2 separate regions of the Homo sapiens genome follow, and region 2 is linked to region 1. Evidence: read pairs that join two places in POLR2A ChIA-PET (ENCODE). Cell type or tissue: PC-9. All regions are shown on one strand. Links, peaks and the distances in the headings refer to the core of each region. The heading gives the core; the rest is flanking DNA.

Region 1 (5,480 bases), core at 644-4,643:
ACTATCCTAAGTAAAAAAAGCAGAAAGGTAGCTTACTAACTCAAAAATCTTAAAGTATGGGGCTATTCCGTTAGAAAAAGATGACTTAACATTAACCACTGAAAATTTCCTTAACCTGGCAGATTTCCTAACAGGGGATTTAAATCTTAACTACCATACAAAAGTCCGACCAGACCTAGGAGAAACTCCCTTCAGGACAGGATGATAGATGGTTCCTCCTGGGTGATTGAAAAAAAAAACAAAAAACCACAATGGGTATTCAGTAACTGATAGGGAAACTCTTATAGAAGCAGTTAGGAAAATTGCCTAATAATTGGTCTGTTCAAAGGTACAAGCTGTTTGCACTCAGCCAAGCCTTAAAATACTTACAGAATCAAGAAACTCTATCTCAATCCTGACTCAAAAGGTTACCTACACCCCCTCTGAAACAAATTTGCATAAGAATTGTTGTTTATGGGAATGCATCTTGATGGGGCAGCTGGGTTGTTATGAAATACTCAGGAACCCAGCCCAGCTCTAGAACTCACCCCTGAGCACAAAGGCAATGTTAGGCATGGTGGTAAAGGACCACTAGAATCCAGCAGCCCAGACCCCTTTCTTTGTGGTCAAGAAAGGCGGGAAAACAGGTGTAGGACTGCTACATCGGTGAGCGTAACTAATCCGATAAGCAGAGGTCCATGGGTGGTTATGCACCCTGGAAAGGAATAAGCATTAGGACCATCAAGGATGCTCTATGACTAATGCTCATTGGAAAATGACTAGGGCTGCTGGCATCCATATGTTCTTTTTTCAGATGGGAAACGTTCCCCGCAAGGAAAAACTCCACTAAGATGTATTCTGGAGAATTTGGCCCAGTCAGAGTGTATGTACCTTTTACCCTGTCAGACTTGAAGCAAACTAAAATAGACCTAGGTAAATTCTCAGATAACTCTGATGACTATATTGGTGTTTTACAAGGGTTAGGACAATCCTTTGATCTGACATGGAGAGATACAATGTTACTGCTAGATCAGACACTAACCCCAAATGAGAGAAGTGCCACCATAACTGTAGCCCAAGAGTTTGGCGATCTCTGGTATCTCAGTCAGGTCAATAATAGGATGACAACAGAAGAAGGAGAGCAATTCCTCACAAGCCAGCAGGCAGTTCCTAGTGTAGACTCTCACTGCGACACAGAATCAGAACATGGATATTGGTGCCACAGACATTTGCTAACTTGCGTGCTAGAAGGACTAAGGAAAACTAGGAAGAAGCCTATAAATTATTCAATGATGTCCACTGTAACACAGGGAAAGGAAGAAAATCCTACTGCTTTTCTGGAGAGACTAAGGGAGGCATTGAGGAAGCGTATCTCTCTGTCACCTGACTCTACTGAAGGTCAACTAATCTTAAAGGATAAGTTTATCACTCAGTCAGTTGCAGACATTAGAAAAAACTTCAAAAGTCCACCTTAGGCCCGCAGCAAAACTTAGAAACCCTATTGAACTTGGCAACCTTGGTTTTATATAATAGAGATCAGGAGGAGCAGGCAGAACGGGACAAATGGGATAAAAGAAAAAAGGCCACCGCTTTAGTCATGGCCCTCAGGCAAGTGGACTTTGGAGGCTCTGGAAAAGGGAAAGGCTGGGCAAATCAAACGCTTAATAGGGCTTGCTTCCAGTGCGGTCTACAAGGACACTTTAAAAAAGATTGTCTGAATAGAAATAAGCCGCCCCCTCGTCCATGCCCCTTATGTTAAGGGAATCACTGGAAGGCCCACTGCCCCAGGGGACGAAGGTCCTCTGAGTCAGAAGCCACTAACTAGATGATCCAGCAGCAGGACTGAGGGTGCCCGGGGCAAGCGCCAGCCCATGCCATCACCCTCACAGAGCCCCGGGTATGCTTGACCATTGAGGGCCAAGACGCTAACTGTCTCCTGGACACTGGCGCAGCCTTCTCAGTCTTACTCTCTTGTTCCAGACAACTGTCCTCCAGATCTGTCACTATCCGAGGGGTCCTAGGACAGGCAGTCATTAGATACTTCTCCCAGCCACTACTTGTGACTGGGGAACTTTACTCTTTTCTTATGCCTTTCTAATTATGCCTGAAAGCCCCACTCCTTTGTTAGGGAGAGACATCCTAGCAAAACCAGGGGCCATTATACACTAGAATTAGGAGAAGGAAAAAGGGTAAATATATATACAGACTCTAAGTATGCTTACCTAGTCCTCCATGCCCACGCAGCAATATGGAGAGAAAGGGAATTCCTAACTTCTGAGGGAACTCCTATCAAACATCAGGAAGCCATTAAGAGATTGTTATTGGCTGTACAGAAACCTGAAGAGATGGGGTCATCAGAAAGGAAAACAAAGGGAAATAGAAGGGAACCGGCAAGTGGATATTGAAGCCAAAAGAGCCACAAGGCGGGACCCTCTGTTAGAAAAGCTTATAGAAAGACCCCTAGTATGGGGTAATCCCCTCCAGGAAACCAAGCCCCAGTACTCAGCCGAAGAAATAGAATGGGGACCCTCACAAGGACATAGTTTCCTCCCCTCAGGATGGCTAGCCACCAAAGAAGGAAAAATACTTTTGCCTGCAGCTAACCAGTGGAAATTACTTAAAATCCTTCACCAAACCTTTTACTCAGACATTGATAGCACCCATCAGATGGTCAAATCATTTACTGGGCCAAGCCTTTGCAAAACTATCAAGGGCCTGTGAAGTGTGCCAAAGAAATAATCCCCTACACTTCAGGCCATACATTTCAATCCCTGTATCTTTAACCTCCTTGTTAAGTTTGTCTCTTCCAGAATCAAACTGTAAAACTACAAATCGTTCTTCAAATGGAGCCCCAGATGCAGCCCATGACTAAGATCTACCGTGGACTGCTGGACTGGCCTGCTAGCCCATGCTCCAATGTTCATGACATCGAAGGCACCTCTCCAGAGGAAATCTCAACTGCATGACCCCTATTACACCCCAATTCAGCAGGAAGCAGTTAGAGCGGTCGTCAGGCAACCTCCCCAACAGTACTTGGGTTTTCCTGTTGAGAAGGGGAACTGAGAGACAGGACTAGCTGGATTTCCTAGGTCGACTAAGAATTCCTAAGCCTAGCTGGGGAAGGTGACAGCACCTACCTTTAAACATGGGGCTTGTAACTCAGCTCACACCTGACCAATCAGGTAGTAAAGAGGGCTCACTAAAATACCAGTTAGACTAAAAGCAGGAGGTAAAGAAATAGTCAAATCATGTATCGCCTGAGAGCACAGGGGGAGGGACAATGATCGGGATATAAACCCAAGCATTTGAACTGGCGGTGGAAACCCCCTTTGGGTCTCCTCCCATTGTATGGGAGCTCTGTTTTCACTCTATGAAATCTTGCAGCTGCCAAAAAAAAAAAAAAAAAAAGCCATACTTTTGTGTTTTTTCACTATAGCATTTATCACTATATAATGTATCTTATTATCTTGTTTATATTTTGTCACACTAGAATGTAAGCTCCATAAAGCAGGAATTTTTTCCCCTGTTTTTCTCACTGCTATTTCCATAGTAGATGTTTGTGGTAAATACTAAAAAAATATGAATACATAATTGAAAAGCTTAATTCTTAATTAAGATTGAAATCCTGCATGGTAAATTTTTATCAAGTTGGCTCCATCAAGGCATGAATGTCTGTGAACCAAATGTGAGCTCTCTGCTACTGATGTCTGCCTTCCTCCCTTGTGTTCTGTGTTAACCTCTGATGCAGGTTGTAGGAAGCTGGTAATACCTCCACGTTCTCCAAGTTTTCTTACACTTTCTCCATATGGCTGAGGTCTTCAGATTGCTCTCCATTCTAGACCCAATTTAAGTTTTTATTCCAATGGCCATTCTTGCCCTTCAGCTTTTCTGAAATGAAAAACACTTTGCCTTGAGATAGAAGTCCCAGATGCTGAATGCACACCTGCAGTTCCCATTATTGCTTATGTAGATTCTTCACTGCTCAGACTCCTTAATAGGAACTTGCACCTCTTTCACTTGGTATCTCAATGTGCTGTATGACTGTTGCTTCACTGCAGATCCATTAAGCTCTCAGGCCAAAATGAAGCACTAGGCTCATTTAACTGATGAAGCCCTTGTTCCTCTCATTTCTATCTCATATTCTTCTGCAATGATTCTAAGGTATTTCAGACAGGGACAAACAGGGAGGGAACATGAGGTTGCTGATACCTGGAAGATGAGACTCCTAAGAACAAGCATTGCCTACCAGCTGATTTTTTTGCACAGAAGGCCTCCACTTACATGATTAGGAAATAAAATACATACAAAAATACCCAAAGAACTTTTTTCTGCCTTATGTTGGAGAAAGAAGTGACCTAATTATTGTTTTCAACTACATGACGGACTGTGTCCATCTGTTTTTCTCCTCCACCAGGAATAGAACTAGAGGAAACAGGCTTAATCTGTAGCCTGAGCTTTGTAGTTTAAACATAAAGGAGAATTTCCTGACAGTGAGTAGTGGATTATAGAATTTGTTTCTTATAAGATTTAGATTTCCATCTGGCTGGGGTATGTTTGATGCAGTTGTCTCCAAAATTGGTGGAGGTGGGTGTATATGTAGGTTAAATGACTCCTCAAAGATTCTTATTCTTAAGCATTTATGATTAACTTTTTGAAAAAAGTCTTACAAATGACTTCATGCTGTCCTAATATTTTTAATGTAGGATAATGTGAATTTTAATTTATTGGAGGAGTGTATTTAAAAATAACTTCAAAAATGAATGTTCAGACACTTTTAGAGTGTAGAAGGGCATATCTTTGAATTTTGAAAAGATTGAACATGGTTTACTAAATGTATTTCTGGGCTTGCCCTAGTTGAAGCTGCTGTTTAGTTATGTTTTGTATTTCTAAAATTAAGCGAATTTGGAAAGAATTTTTTTCATGTGAAAGCTTTGATTTTGGGCAATATTGATAGTTGCAAACTTAATGCCCATCATCTTTGCCCAAAAGTTTAAAGAAAAGCTTTCTGATAATTATAGTTACTCAACAAGTCAAATGATAGATAATGGTAATAGAAATAAAAGCAATCCACTGACTGAATTATACAATATGATTCTTTGAAAAGTGATATAGTTAGAGAATAACTGAAGTAGAAATACAATAAAATAGATAAGAAGAAAGATAGATTCAAAGTGACCTCTGGGTTAGTTTAGAAATCTGTATAAATATCGAAGTATTGAAATTCTGCTAAACTCACACTTGGGACTTGCATGAAACTATTCATTCAAAAACAAGTGCAAAATGTTAAAAATGTGAACCTCTTAATCTTGATAAAAGATGTTAAATGCAAAAGACTGATAATTAAAGAAGAGGCTTTTTGATAATAGGTTGAATACTAATAACCACATTAAAATCTCCACCAAGTATTCTGTGTATCTTTCAAGACAGAAGATGTCTGCTATATTTACTTTCTTGATTGTATTTGAAATTAATTTGTACAAGTACAAATGAAAAAACAGTGA
Region 2 (5,480 bases), core at 637-4,636, 1.4 Mb after region 1:
TACATTCTATTCATAGAATCCCAGAAAATCAAATACTATTATTAATTATCACCAATGGGAGGCAGAAGTTCTGTGTTGGAAAAAAAGATGTTTATGCCAATTGCTATTATTTGGTTTTGAGTAAGTTAGCTAACTTACTTGAGCTGCACTCATCTGTAAAACAGAAGTAATAAGGATACTTAGTTCATGAGGTACTTTTGAGATTTAAACAATATATGTGAAAATATTAGTTATATTGAGAATCACAAAAATATAACACTATAATTATATATATTTTAAATTAAATAGTAAAATGCTAAACTAAAGAGTCTTTGGGGCACTACTACCAAGTTCCTTCCAATAAATACATTTTATTGTATATTATTTTCCTTAAGTAAACAACGTACCACAAGATAGACCTAGAGGGCTATATATAAATGAGGAAAAAATATCATAATGAAATGAAATTGTTGTACTAAGGGGTTTTGGTAATGCTCAATATGATGCACTACAAAGTGTTATCCTCTTCTGTAAGTATTTACTTTGTTCCTGGACTCACTTGCTTTTTAAAAACATTTAGTCATTTATAACCATCTGCTTAAAGGCAGAGAAGTTGCCTTTACACTCTTGCTAAGCAGAAAGACTTCTGAATTCTGGAATATCTAGGATGCTCCTAACCCTATATTAGTGAGGAATTCCTTCAAAAATTCTACCAGGATGGAGTCTGCTGCCCATTTGGGACCATTTCCTATGACAATAAGAGTTCTTAGGTGACCTCACTAAATGTCTGCCTTTCTTTTTATCAGTGATGTACCTTCACCAAATTGGAAGATGTTCCACATCCTGTCTTCCCTCTACTCTTATATGATCTTCTATCATTGGCCAATTCACAGCCAGAAGCAAATCTCATTATAAATACTTTGCACTTATTATGCAGGCTAATGTAAAACTTTCAAAAGTTGCATTGTTTCTGAGGCACAACTTGGAAATTACAGAAATTGAATTGTCTTTATACTAAAAGTATTGGTATGAATATTACGTGGTTAACTGAGATCCTGCTACCATTTAAGGTGCTACCTCCCCGGAAATATATGGCGGGGGATCTTGCATGACTGATGGCTAGGGAAAAATGGGATTTTTCTCTCACATAGCAGAGTGGCCTCCAGAACAGAATCAGAAGAGTGGCAAACAGAGAGAAACAGAAAATTGTAACCTTTGGCGCTGCTACACATCAGCATCCCTTCAAATTTATCTCTTTCTCTCTCTGGGTTTTTAAGTGTTTAAACAAGATGAGATTAAATTACTCTTTTGTCATTTTTGGATGTATTAAAGAGTAACATTTATGCATATGGTCTAAAAAATGTTGACGCTTTATTTTACCCCCTCTAGAAACTGAGACTGTATATTAGAGTTAGCAATGGGTCTTCAATACACAGATACCCCAGCTTCACCCAGGCATCCTGAATCCAAGCTTCAAAACATGAGGCCAACAAATATCTAGTTTTAAAATATTCTACAGGTGATTTTAATGTGAACGTATAAATACAAATCTGTAGAATCTGGTCTTAACTTTCCAGTAACTATGGCCTTTAAGCAAAGATTTTTATTAACCACCTTACTCCCATTACCAGTGCTCAGTAGAATGTCACTGTGCTAAGCCAAGGAGGAAAAGTGAGGGATATGGAATGAGAAAGTTATCAGTTGCCCTCATGTCCTAATACTTTATGATATGGGATACTTAGTTTGTATAGTCTGGAGCATCAGTAAAGCCGATGAGAAAACTGACTCTTCTGGCATTCTCTGTATTTCCTAAATTTGAATGTTGGCCTACCTTGCTAGATTGGGGAAGTTCTCCTGGATAATATCCTGCAGAGTGTTTTCCAACTTGATTCCATTCTTCCCGTCACTTTCAGGTACACCAATCAGACGTAGATTTGGTCTTTTCACATAGTCCCATATTTCTTGGAGGCTTTGTTCGTTTCTTTTTATTCTATTTTCTCTATACTTCTCTTCTCACTTCATTTCATTCATTTCATCTTCCATCACTGATACCCTTTCTTCCAGTTGATCGAATCGGCTACTGAGGCTTATGCATTCGTCACATAGTTCTCGTGCCTTGGTTTTCAGCTCCATCAGGTCCTTTAAGGACTTCTCTGCATTGGTTATTCTAGTTAGCCATTCGTCTACTTTTTTTTCAAGGTTTTTTAACTTCTTTGCCATGTGTTCGAACTTCCTCCTTTAGCTCGGAGTAGTTTGATCATCTGAAGCCTTCTTCTCTCAACTGGTCAAAGTCATTCTCCGTCCAGCTTTGTTCCGTTGCTGGTGAGGTGCTGCGTTCCTTTGGAGGAGGAGAGGCGCTCTGATTTTTAGAGTTTCCAGTTTTTCTGCTCTGTTTTTTCCCCATCTTTGTGGTTTTATCTACCTTTGGTCTTTGACGATGGTGACGTACAGATGGGGTTTTGGTGTGGATGTCCTTTCTGTTTGTTAGTTTTCCTTCTAACAGTCAGGACCCTCAGCTGCAGGTCTGTGGAGTTTGCTGGAGTTCCACTCCAGACCCTGTTTGCCTGGGTATCAGCAGCGGAAGCTGCAGAACAGTGTATATTGGTGAACAGCAATTGGTGAACAGGAAGGAACAGCTGCTGCCTGATCCTTCCTCTGGAAGTTTTGTCTCAGAGGAGTACCCCACCGTGTGAGGCATCAGTCTCCCCTACTGGGGGGTGCCTCCCAGTTAGGCTACTCGGGGGGTCAGGGACCCACTTGAGGAGGCAGTCTGCCGGTTCTCAGATCTCCAGCTGCGTGCTGGGAGAACCACTACTCTCTTCAAAGCTGTCAGACAGGGACATTTACGTCTGCAGAGGATTCTGCTGCCTTTTGTTTGGCTGTGCCCTGCCCCCAGAGGTGGAGTCTACAGAGGCAGGCAGGCCTCCTTGAGGTGCGGTGGGCTCCACCCAGCTGGAGCTTCCCTGCCGCTTTGTTTACCTACTCAAGCCTCCGCAATGGCGGCTGCCCCTCCCCCAGCCTCGCTGCCACCTTGCAGTTTGATCTCAGACTGCTGTGCTAGCAATGAGGGAGGCTCCGTGGGCGTAGGACCCTCCGAGCCATGCGCGGGATATAATCTTCTGGTGTGCCGTTTGCTAAGACCATTGGAAAAGCGCAGTATTAGGGTGGGAGTGACCCGATTTTTCAGGTGCCTTCTGTCACCCCTTTCTTTGACTAGGAAAGGGAATTCCCTTACCCCTTGCGCTTCCCGGGTGAGGCGAGGCCTCGCCCTGCTTCGGCTCATGCTCGGTGCGCTGCACCCACTGTCCTGCACCCACTTTCCAACACTCACCAGTGAGATGAACCCGGTACCTCAGTTGGAAATGCAGGAATCACCCGTCTTCTGCCTGGCTCACAGCTGGGAGCTGTAGACTGGAGCTGTTCCTATTCGGCCATCTTGGCTCCACCTCCAAGGTATAAATTATTCCACATGGCTGATAGTTTGTTTTCTTTATTTCTTTTTTTTTTTTTTTTTTTTTTTGAGACCGAGTCTCGCTCTGTCGCCCAGGCTGGAGTGCAGTGGCGCGATCTCCGCTCACTGCAAGCTCCGCCTCCCAGGTTCACGCCATTCTCCTGCCTCAGCCTCCCGAGTAGCTGGGACTACAGGCGCCTGCCACTATGCCCGGCTTGTTTTTTTGTATTTTTAGTAGAGACGGGGTTTCACCGCGTTAGCCAGGATGGTCTCGATCTCCTGACCTCGTGATACGCCCGCCTCGGCCTCCCAAAGTGCTGGGATTACAGGCTTGAGCCACCATGCCAGGCCTAATCTTATTATAAAATAATGAATGCACATGATAAAAATATCAAACAGTAAAAATATTATTTGTCCTACCCACAAACTGTCCTCCCACTTACATAGTTAACTAGGAAGTTGTTTCTATAGTAATCTTACAGTATGTATATATATATATATATATATATATATATATATATATATATCCTACACATATACATATTTAATGCATCTGCACCATTTTGTTTAATTAAAATGGAAATGCTATTCTTTACCTTTCTTTTTTCTTTATAAAGTAATCTATTTTGGTGGTCTCATAAAATAAGCACAATATAGACATCTTTTAAAATGCTCATATGGCATGTTAATGTAAGCATTTGGTCTATGTATTAAAGCATTTTCACATTGGTTGATACTGATGTGAAGGTCTAGTTAAGAACTACTTCACACACCTAGGTTTTAATTTTCTAGAACTGTGCACTGTGGTAGATGACAGGCTGCTTATGGGATTTTGCTCTTACAGAAAATATTGCAATAGTTTCTTTTTATACTTGTGTTAGCATTTTATCAAATATATTCCTGGAGGAGATATTTTTGAGTTAAAGAGTATTTCTGTTATTTATTTTTGCCATTTTGTTATATTATTTTACCCTTGGTCCAATTAAGAGTATCGGTTGAAATTCCCATCAGAAGTGTAAGAGTGTTTGCTAATTTCCTCATACCCTTATCATCAGTGGTTTCTTATTATCCCTTCAATGTTTTGTGTATGGATTTAGATATTTCTCTATTTAATTATAAACATCAACAGTCCCAAATTGAGCAGTGCAATGTGACCCCAAAATTCTCATCTAGTCACTCATTCACCCATTTGCTTACACAACAAGAGTATCCTATGGGACCTGCACAGCCATTACAAAGGCATCAGTTCCATTAAATTTGCTTTCTTCTCCATGTGTCATGTATGTATAGTGAGAAATGCATATATTTTGGCTATTTGCCCGCAGGAAAAAATAACACATACTATCCACTCTAATTGAAAATATGTTCATTTCAAAACTCATAAAATCTGCAGCTTGGTTGGGAAGATTCTTAATTCATTGGGGATTCTAAATTTACAATTTAATTAGACTCAGGATATACTTCTGAGAGACGGAATTTTGAAATGTAAGAAAGCAGATATGAAGATGTAATTCTTTATTACATGAATAGCTTCATACATAGATATTTGAACAGCTTCCTGTATAATCTATGGCTCTATCTACATATGAAATATGATATTAAAAAATTAGAAAGTGATGGAGAATATAAGAACACTACAGCTTGAAAGAAATTAGACTTTCCCCTAACAGCCCCCACCCCAAGATTTATTTACTTTTTATAATATCCTTCCTTATGACTATTGAATGGCAAAAGGCTGACACGAAATATATCCTACAGACAATCTCTTCCATGAAGAGTCAGTAGTTCTCAATCTGAAGCACAATTTACTATCGCACTACTGGCCTTGTTTAAAGCTTAAGGATATGGTAGTAATAAATATCTTTCCTGATAATAGATAAGGAAATGATAAGATGGTTTCTTTATAATTTGAAAATAAGTTTGTTTTTACTAATGCCCTTTTATGTTGATAGCTTGACAAGTTGGTCCAATTATTTGCATATTCTGGGAAAAAAGTGGAGAATTTTGCCAGTGGCTTATGGAATCTTTACCAACCAGTGTTCATTGTAGG

Evidence for each region. ChIA-PET counts read pairs that join two places held together with the same protein. Peaks named below come from ENCODE experiments on the same cell type or tissue, not always from the same donor. Only the 100,000 strongest peaks of a DNase experiment are listed, where the experiment ranks them.
Region 2: POLR2A ChIA-PET joins it to region 1 with 9 read pairs; 3 of 35 experiments call an interaction of 5 or more read pairs at or near these places.

The regions. Positions count from the first base shown.
Region 1 is chr2:195,332,564-195,338,043 of GRCh38, reverse strand. All of the region lies in intron 1 of LOC105376755 (a long non-coding RNA gene), which reads left to right. Among named protein-coding and RNA genes, the nearest start is that of LINC01825, 200 kb to the left of the region's middle. In PC-9, for the core only: no CTCF peak of the experiment used is centred there; no DNase peak of the experiment used is centred there.
Region 2 is chr2:193,901,824-193,907,303 of GRCh38, reverse strand. No RefSeq gene overlaps it. Among named protein-coding and RNA genes, the nearest start is that of LINC01821, 440 kb to the left of the region's middle. In PC-9, for the core only: no CTCF peak of the experiment used is centred there; no DNase peak of the experiment used is centred there; H3K4me3 peaks cover 1,402 bases; H3K27ac peaks cover 473 bases.